Linked DNA regions of Homo sapiens: region 2 is linked to region 1. Evidence: chromatin contacts called from ENCODE Hi-C or POLR2A ChIA-PET data. All regions are on one chromosome and are shown on one strand. Each heading gives the region's core, a stretch centred on a gene start or an enhancer-like site at or near the end of the contact. The rest is flanking DNA. Distances are from core to core; before and after follow the strand shown. Region 1 overlaps RPTOR (regulatory associated protein of MTOR complex 1). Region 2 overlaps RPTOR (regulatory associated protein of MTOR complex 1).

What was found. A loop is a pair of places that touch in the nucleus more often than their neighbours do. ChIA-PET counts read pairs that join two places held with the same protein, here RNA polymerase II (POLR2A). Pooled maps may share reads with other maps.
Region 2: a loop to region 1 is called in a pooled map, with 5 times the contacts of the local background. The contact joins two enhancer-like sites. A Hi-C loop is called at or near these places in 2 of 168 maps with a recorded cell type or tissue (endothelial cell of hepatic sinusoid and naive thymus-derived CD4-positive, alpha-beta T cell), 1 of 37 single-sample maps with no recorded cell type and 12 of 50 pooled maps. POLR2A ChIA-PET finds 5 or more read pairs at or near these places in 4 of 52 experiments (CD4-positive, alpha-beta memory T cell, activated CD4-positive, alpha-beta memory T cell, activated CD8-positive, alpha-beta T cell and 1 more).

Annotation. Positions count from the first base shown.
Region 1 is chr17:80,875,641-80,880,335 of GRCh38, forward strand. All of the region lies in intron 13 of RPTOR (regulatory associated protein of MTOR complex 1), which reads left to right. Among named protein-coding and RNA genes, the nearest start is that of CHMP6, 110 kb to the right of the region's middle. RefSeq lists enhancers at 1,685-1,734, 2,952-3,551. Within about 2 kb of position 1,836, at least 4 of the 41 ENCODE cell types and tissues checked have a DNase peak (open chromatin) inside an H3K27ac peak, as active enhancers do.
Region 2 is chr17:80,757,884-80,762,578 of GRCh38, forward strand. All of the region lies in intron 6 of RPTOR (regulatory associated protein of MTOR complex 1), which reads left to right. Among named protein-coding and RNA genes, the nearest start is that of RPTOR, 220 kb to the left of the region's middle. RefSeq lists enhancers at 3,151-4,350, 3,646-3,695. Within about 2 kb of position 2,733, at least 12 of the 41 ENCODE cell types and tissues checked have a DNase peak (open chromatin) inside an H3K27ac peak, as active enhancers do.

The DNA of each region.
Region 1 (4,695 bases), core at 586-3,085:
ATCTGAGCCCCGAGTCTCTGCCGGGTCTTCCACCAAGCCCCTCCGCCCAGGATGTGTGTGTCGCCTGCCGGGTCTTCCACCGAGCCCGTGCCACGCAGGGTGTGTGTGTCGCCTGCCGGGTCTTCACACCGAGCCTGTGCCACGCAGGGTGTGTGTGTCGCCTGCCGGGTCTTCCCACCGAGCCCGTGCCGCCCAGGATGTGTGTGTCACCTGCTGGGTCTTCACACCGAGCCCGTGCCACGCAGGGTGTGTGTGTCACCTGCCAGGTCTTCCACCGAGCCCGTGCCGCCCAGGATGTGTGTGTCACCTGCTGGGTCTTCACACCGAGCCCATGCCACGCAGGGTGTGTGTGTCACCTGCCAGGTCTTCCACCGAGCCCGTGCCGCCCAGGATGTGTGTGTCACCTGCTGGGTCTTCACACCGAGCCCGTGCCACGCAGGGTGTGTGTGTCACCTGCCGGGTCTTCCACCGAGCCCGTGCTGCCCAGGATGTGTGTGTCACCTGCCGGGTCTTCCACCGAGCCCGTGCCACGCAGGGTGTGTGTGTCGCCTGCCGTGTCTTCCCACCGAACCCGTGCCACGCAGGGTGTGTGTGTCGCCTGCCGGGTCTTCCACCGAGCCCGTGCCACGCAGGGTGTGTGTGTCGCCTGCCGGGTCTTCACACCGAGCCCGTGCCACGCAGGGTGTGTGTGTCGCCTGCCGGGTCTTCCACCGAGCCCGTGCCACGCAGGGTGTGTGTGTCGCCTGCCGTGTCTTCCCACCGAGCCCGTGCCACGCAGGGTGTGTGTGTCGCCTGCCGTGTCTTCCCACCGAGCCCGTGCCACGCAGGGTGTGTGTGTCGCCTGCCGTGTCTTCCCACCGAGCCCGTGCCACGCAGGGTGTGTGTGTCGCCTGCCGTGTCTTCCCACCGAGCCTGTGCCACGCAGGGTGTGTGTGTCGCCTGCCGGGTCTTCCACCAAGCCCCTCCGCCCAGGATGTGTGTGTCGCCTGCTGGGTCTTCACACCGAGCCCGTGCCACGCAGGGTGTGTGTGTCGCCTGCCGGGTCTTCCACCAAGCCCCTCCACCCAGGATGTGTGTGTCGCCTGCCGGGTCTTCCACCGAGCCCGTGCCACGCAGGGTGTGTGTGTCGCCTGCCGGGTCTTCCACCGAGCCCGTGCCACACAGGGTGTGTGTGTCGCCTGCCGGGTCTTCCACCGAGCCCGTGCCACACAGGGTGTGTGTGTCGCCTGCTGGGTTTTCCACCGAGCCTGTGCCATGCAGGGTGTGTGTGTCGCCTGCCGGGTCTTCCCACCGAGCCCGTGCCACTCAGGGTGTGTGTGTCGCCTGCCGGGTCTTCCACCGAGCCCGTGCCATGCAGGGTGTGTGTGTCGCCTGCTGGGTCTTCCCACCGAGCCCGTGCCGCCCAGGATGTGTGTGTGTCGCCTGCTGGGTCTTCCCACTGAGCCCGTGCCACGCAGGGAGTGTGTGTTGCCTGCTGGCTGCCGTTCTGCGCGTGTGTGGTTTCAAGTCTTGTTTCCTCTTCTGTTTAACGAGGCCCTTGGTCTAAGTGTGCTTGTAATTTGGGCGAGTGAGCAGCAGCCGAGAGAGTCCACCCCAGTCCCCCTAGCCAGCGAAGTGGGAGCTCCCAGGTTCCTGCCTGCGGGGAGGGTGGGGGCGGTTTGAGTTAGTGAAAATGTGTGTATTAAACAGATATGTAAATGACCCCTGCCGAGCGCTGAAAATGAAGGTATGAAAAGGCATCATCATCCGTGGTTCCCACCTGGCATAATGACCGTATCAGAACAGACATCTGGTAGTATACACCACATAGTTGCCAGACTCCGATACCAAGGGCACATCTAAGTTCTCCCACCCTGATTTGCATGCCTCAAATTCAGAATTAGTGAGATTTGAGTCAGTGATGCTTCATTACACTCTCGTGAGACATGTTTGAGGAGCTTCACCGTGAATGTGTGGGCTTCGATTTGACTTGTGGAACCTGTGGTTAAAACAAAGGAAGGTGCCTTCATTCTCAGAACCCAGTGCTTTTTCTGTTGCCCTGGCCCTCTGGGCTGAGTCTTTACGTGGACGGCGGTCGATGCATCTCAGTTTATTTGTCAAAACCTTCAGCTAAAGCCAGTTGTTGCTTGAAAACTGCCTGCTTAATTGGCCTCCTCAGCTCGGGGGAGCAGCTTGCAATCTGAGGCCGGCGCCTGGCTCCCTGACCACCCGCTCCCCATCGTGCTCAGCTCTCATTCCAGCAGCCCAGCCCATAACCCGCCTCATCAGTGTATTGATGTGAGGCAGAAACACCTCATTGTAAGAGCACCCCTGAGAAATGGCGGGGTTAGGGGCTTCTGGGCTGCATAACCAGCAGATTCCCTCTGCAAAACTGCTCCTGCCTCAGTGGGAAAGGGCCAGCTGTGCAGGGCTGCACTGGAGAGCCGTTCTCTTCTTGATCCTCAGGCATCCAGTTCTTAAAATTCCGGCCCTCTGTCCTTGCATGGCCTTCGTCCTCTGGAAAGGAGCATGCTGGGAGCTGGCAGAACGCACGCCTCACTCTGTCGATGCAGTGTCTGTCACTGCTCAGTTTCTAGGTATTGATCCTAGAAACCCATGCTCTGTGGGTCCCTCTCCAAGAAACACAGCATCCATGATTTGTACATCGCACTGCAGTTTCAGACTGCTTTCACATGCGTGGTTTCATCTCTGACTCCACGACCTGAGCACAGATTTTTTTTTTTTGAGACGTAGTCTTGCTCTGTCGCCCAGGCTGGAATGCAGTGGTGCGATCTCAGCTCACTACAGCCTCCGCCTCCCAGGTTCCAGCGATTCTCCTGCCTCAGCCTCCCGAGTAGCTGGGACTACAGGCACGCACCACCACACCCTGCTAATTTTTGTATTTTTTAGTAGAGACAGGATTTCACCATATTGGCCAGGCTGGTCTCGAACTCCTGACCTTGTGACCCGCCTGTCTCAGCCTCCCAAAGTGCTGGGATTATAGGCATGAGCCACCACGCCCAGCTGAGCACAGATTTTTAAAACTTTACCTGGGTCCCTGACTAGTAAGAGGGAGAACCTGGACTTGAAACTTAGTTTTGTTTCAAATCTTGCCCCTTTTCCTCGGGTTTTGGGCAAATACTTCCCGAAGTATTATCGTTACCCCTGAATATCCAAGGCAGGATCATTTTATTCCCTTCCAGAGCCAGCACTTGCAGAAGTGTCCCCAAGTTAGGCAGCCTGGTGTGGCTTCCGGTAACACTGCCAGCCTCAGAGCCGGCCTGTTTCCTCCAGGACGCCCACAGGACCCTCGGAAGCCCCTTCCTCTAGGGGCCCGTCCCTCCTCCTTCCCCAGGCCCCGTCCCCCGCCTTGCCCTCTGAAAGTGGTCTTCAGCACCACCCGATAAGCGGTGACTTCTCATCTTAGAAGCCTGGCTTGGGTCAGGTTCTGCGTTTCGGCTGTGCGCGCCCCGGAGCAGCCCTGCTTGTGTCTCATCATCGATGCCTCAGCTGCAGTGTGCCCCACTGTAACCCCTCCGGGATGAAAACGCAACCCACCTCTTCAGTGGGCAGCCCTCCACTTGGATCCTCGCATCCCTGGCATCATCTCCGTCCTCTGTCCTTGCTGACCCAGCTCCAACCCAGCCTGTCTGACCCGTAGCCCACCTGCCATGTCCTTCCCGGCTGCAGCTCCTGCTGGGCTCTGCAGCCCCTCCTGCCCAACGCCACCTGCCCCCGCCTGCCCTGCTCCTGCTTGCCCTTCCCCTGCCCCTGCCCCCGCCTGCCCTGCCCCCACCTGCCCTGCCCCTTTCTCCTCCCACTCCCACATCCCGGGCCTGGACCTGCCATTTCCTAGCAGCAGGAGTCTTTTCCCTCGATCCCACCCTTCCCCTTCTTCCCTCACTGCCCTGGACAGTTCTGTCTGCTCATCAGCGTAAAGAGGTCTCCAAAAAGTACAAGACCCTCCCTCTCCCCGCTTTCCAAGCACCCTATGGTGCCTCTCGCTGCTCCTTCAGGAACTGTGAGCAGGGCACAAATACCTAGTGCTCAGCACCCAGTAGGCCCTCACGACTGTGCCGAGCCATGGCCGTGTGGCTGTGATTGTGCTGACAGCACACAGTAGGTCCTCACGACTGAGGCGAGTCATGGCCACGTGACTGTGAATGTGTAGACAGGCACAGAATGGCCTGAAGCGTGGGAAGGTCGCCTGCCTGGCAGCAGCTTTAGCACCAGGAAACCTCCCACCTTGGGGCTGCCCCTGAGGGTGAACAAGTGGGGCCAGTGGGAAGCACCTGCTCAAGTGGGACTGTGCACACAAATCACTGGGAATTACTGCCTCACACACGATTGGTTTTCAGCATTTTGTAAGTCCAAGCAAACCCCCAAGAAAAGCTTGAGCGGGACCGGGTCTGCACCAACAGGCTGGTTCTGAGTGAGTGCTGGATGGATGTGCTCCAGTGTGGAGGGCAGAGGGAGGGAGCGGGACCCCTGGAGAGGAGCGGGGTGCAGGCAGGGGCTGCAGGGCACTCCCCAGCAGGTGCCCGGACGTTGTGAAAGAAAACGTCTGGGAGCTGCTTTCCTCTGGGCGTTCGTGGGATCCCTCCCCTTCTTAGCCAAGGAAAGCATGTCTGCAGGCACCGGCTGCAGCTGTTTTTCAAATGAAAACTGGGCTTGAAAGGAGGAAATAATTGAGGTATAAGAAGTCCCTGCCCTTAT
Region 2 (4,695 bases), core at 1,483-3,982, 120 kb before region 1:
TATGAGTGTTCTTTTTAACTCTCTGTACTGTATGTCTGATCCCTGTCCAAAGAGGCTTATGAGTGCCCATTTCACGTTACCCCAGGAAGAGATTGGTCCACCTGACTCAGGAGTTCATCCATTCATTGCCCAAAAACTAATTTATTCAGTCCCGACTGTGTATGTAATAAGACCCATGCTAATCACTATAGGAGATCCTAAGAAGCATATTGCCCTCAACAAATGTCTCCTCTGGTTGAGGAGATAAGATGTGGCTTGAAAATTCATGATTTCAATGGATGCTTCATGCAAGATGAAAATCTGAACCCTTCAAGGCAATGTGTGATCAAAGACCAAGTGACCTTATGGCACCAAGGGCTGTTGTGTTCCCAGAGGACAGAGAACCATGGCTAAGGGCCACAGGGTTTGAGAAAGCTGCTTGGAGGAGGTGGAACCTGAGAGGAAGGTTTCGTCAGGAGTGCGGTTGAGCTCAGAGAGTGGACTGAAGTCCAAGTCCATTGTGGGGTGCTTTGAATGCTGCCCAGAGGACCTTGACTTCTCCTGGGACTCTGGCACAAGAGAGCCCCTGAAGCTGTTTGGGTAGAAAAATGACTTCATCAGAACCGTGTTTTAGAAAGAGGATCCAAGTGATGATAGGGAGACCTTGGTGACCATTAGGCCATTATCATATCAGTGCGGTCTTGAGCTGGTAAAAGATTAGGGCAGAAAGATAGAAAATCACCCAGGGGCCTGTAGGCTGGAGCTTCTGTAGACGCACAGTGGACACTGCCGAGAAACAGGCCTCATTTCTCCCATGTTCCCGTCCCCGCTCCCGGTTTCCTGCATGACTGCTTTGGTGCCCCCTGACTCCAGAATCAACACCACACCAGCTCTGCCTTTAGACTCTGCCCAGAGGCTCTGGGCTGGATACTGTATTTGGTGCGACCCTCTGGGGCATTTTTGCAAGTTTTCAGGCAGATGGGTGGGGGAGCAGTGAAGGAAGGAGGAAAAAAGACAAAGCACAAGGGGAACCGGAAATGACATCGCTACCTTCCTGTGCCTTCCCTGCCGCCCCACTCCAGCTACCTGTCACTAAACCCAGTGCACTTCATCTAGTTGACGGGTTTCTCTCAGGCATTTTGTTTTTCTGCCATGAGTGGGAAGGACTTGGCTTCCCTCCGCGCACAGCTGTGCACTCCCAAAGACGCCTGGGCCAGATGTGGCAGTGCGTCCTGTAGTCCCAGCTGCTTGGAAGGCCGAGGCAGGAGGATCACTTGAGCCCAGAAGTTTGAGACCAGCCCTGGGAACACAGGGAAACCCCATCTGTAAAAAAAAGTAAAATAAAGAAGTATGCTTTCACTCTGAGGGCTGCTGGCCTCGTTATTTCTAAAATGGGTGCCTGCCCTCTGAGTAGGGAATGTGCTTTCTCTCTACCAAGGCATGATGTGTCATCCCAGTAGCCCCTGAAATCCTTGTAGGAGTTAGGACATAGTCAGATTTTTAAAAGTAAGCATTTAGTAGGAAGTGCAGTGAAAAACAAACTGATACAGTTACCATAAGAGGGACTTTGAAATCAATATGCCACAGTGGCAGACAGTGGTCATCAGATAACCACTGCCTGGAACAATTGAGCGGTGTCTCAGGTGGCGGCTCTTTTACAATAAACTGCTTTCTCCCATATTGAAGTGCTGAAATTAGGTTGAACATGACATTTTGCTAGGTGTCTATGGCCTGTGAGTGGTAATGGACTATATTCATTAAAGAATTATCAAGTGAAATGTGTAGTTTTGTGTGAGCTAAGTTAAAAACCACCAGGGTTTTTTTTTTTAATGGAAGAGTGAGATAGTTTGTCAGACAGTAATTACGTATGTTTTTAGGGTTTTAGTTTTATTTTTTCATTTTGAAAAGTCAATTTTTCTAATTAAAAATGAAAGATACATTCTTTTCAGAAAATTACTAAAAAGTTAAAAGTAGAAAAAAATCATCCAAGATTTTACCATCTAAGGACAACTAGTGTTCACTTTTTGATGTATTGCCTGTTGGTCTTTTTTCTGTGCATGTACATTTTGCACTGATGTAAGTGGACAGAATTTACGATTTCATATCCTTAACCCTTCGCATTATACTAGAGTTCCCTGCCCTAGATCATTAGAGACTCTTAGTAAGTATCATTTTATATTTCACTATGTTGAAGTTCCATGTTTTATTTAGCCGGAGCGTAGGGCTTTGGGATTTAGGCGCCAGGAGTATGCGGGTGGGAAGGTTCAGCCTGGCACTCTGATGGGAGTCGGCAGACCTGGTTCTGTGAAGGGGCAGACGCACTTGGGTTAGGCTTTTCGGGCCACACAGTCCCAAGTCTGCTGTTGCAGCACGAAAGAGCCACAGGCAATATATAAACAAATGAGCATGGCTGTGTTCCAGTCGAGCTTTCTTTTTTCTTTTTTCTTTTTTTTTTTTTTGAGACCGAGTCTCACTGTTGCCCAGGCTGGAGTGCAGTGGCGTGATCTCGGCTCACTGCAACCTCCACCTCCTCGGTTCAAGCGATTCTCCTGCCTCAGCCTCCCGAGTAGCTGGGATTACAGGTGCCCACCACCACGCCTGGCTAATTTTTGTATTTTTAGTAGAGATGAGATTTTACCATGTTGGCCAGGCTGGCATCAAACTCCTGACCTCAGGTGATCCGCCCGCCTCAGCCTTCCAAAGTGCTGAGATTACAGGCACGAGCCACCGCACCCAGCCTCAGTCAAGCTTTCTTTAAGGAAACAGGCAGTTGGCCAGATTTGGCCCAGGAGCTATAGCTTGGCACTTCCTGCTCCAGAAAAGGGAACTAGGATTGGGCTGCAGATGACGGCTGTGCGTGTCTGCCGGTCTGCAGGTGACCTGGAGAAGGGCGATGCTCGGGAAGGTGGATTCCCTCCCTCCCTCCCTTTACTATGTAAATAAGAGAAACGGTTTCTAAGCACGCTGCCCTCATTATGCTGGCACAGCTGCTACAGAATGCGGTGTGCTGGGTAAACAACATACAGCTTTGCTTCATTTGGACAAAATGTGTACATGTGTACTTGGTGGCAAGCGTATTTATGAATCTTATTTGATGATGAACTTGTTGGAAGACATTGTTCTCTAATTTTTTTTCATTTTTGCCTGTCTTTTTCATTTTTGGAAACTGATTTCAATAATTCCAAAATGAGCAATGACATTACTTTCCACATAAATGATTATCTTACTCACCATATACATCAATACACTGTAAGAATCCAAAATATATTTTTTCCCTTGGCTGTTTTCTACTTCTTTGATTGAGTGGCATAATATCATTTTAGATTTATTACGCGTCTATTTGTATACTACTGAAAATTATAACCCAGTGGGACTTCATTTGCTGTGGGACTTGCTATAAAACAGATTGATGTCTATTGCACTGTGCTGCATGCACTAGTATTGTCTATTAATGAAAATGATAAACATTATTTTGGATTGAATAGAGGTCAAAAAACTTACTTCCTTTCTTTCAATTAAGTTGAAGGATTTCCAGGACTATAAATGTTAATGATAGAGCATTAACGTGTATTTGTCAGCGTGGAAAGTTTCGCTCCTGCATTGCCCGCAGGAGACGGAAGATGCATGGGTTTCCTGGCGCGCAGGTTGGGTGGAGGCTCAGCGTGGCTCTGTCTGGCCAGGCTAAGTGGTTTGCAGTGCCTGTCTCATTTCAGACATTTGCTGTGACATTTGCTTCGTATTTTTTCCTGATGACTCAACCAAGAATCATTCAGAATTACCTTTAGAAACATAAATTCTTGTGGTTTTGATGATAGAGTTAACCATGTGTTCTCCAAGGAGTCTTCTAAAATACATCTGCTTTGCCAGAGAACACACTTTCTTCTGCCCGTTCAGTGCTCTCGGGTCTTTTGCCGCTTCCTTTCAACAACAGTCCGATGACTTTGTCTTCCTGCATATGTGCGAAGGGAGAGGAGCTCACTGGTCCTCCCAGAGGGTGAAGTAACCGGGACACATTATTGAATAAAATGCTCTTTTGTAGTATCCCACTCTGTATCTTAGACCTTAGTCGTAGGCAAGTTTAATTTGGAATTTGCGTCTGGAGAAACGGCTTTATGACGTTTCCAAGTAGAGCCTCAGTATCATGGATCTCACACAGTCCCCGCGGCAGCTTCCAGGCCGTTTCCAGAGGAAAATATTTTTTCTCCCCAAACAAGACAGTGTTCTCTCACTGTTCCAGTCTCTTGACATATACTCAATTAAGATGAATATCATAATGTATTGTAATAGAGCTCCCGTTTTAAAAGATGACGTGTAAAAACCACCTGATGGATGCGGTAAGAAAGGGAATTGAAGCAGATGGAGGGGCACGGGCTGCTGACTCCCCGGCTGAACCCCGTCCTCGGGTGCTGCAGGAAAGAGTGAGATTGATGATCCTGGAGGGAGCCCACTCAGCAGCACAGCCGGAGACTTTGCTGGTCCCTTGAGATGGCTGAGTCCCCACTGGGGGCTGGGGTGAGGGGTGAGGCCGGAGGAGACAGTGGAGCTGGCGAGGGCCCCAGGGTGCAGGCAAGGCTGAGGGCACTCGGCTCTCCTCCCACTGCCCTTGATAGGCATGGCCTGCTGTGCTGTGTCTGGGGCTCAGAAAGATGGAAAATAAGAGGGTGGAAAGAAAGAGTTTGTCCTACCGCCCTTGTGAAAAGAGAAGTAATCCAATAA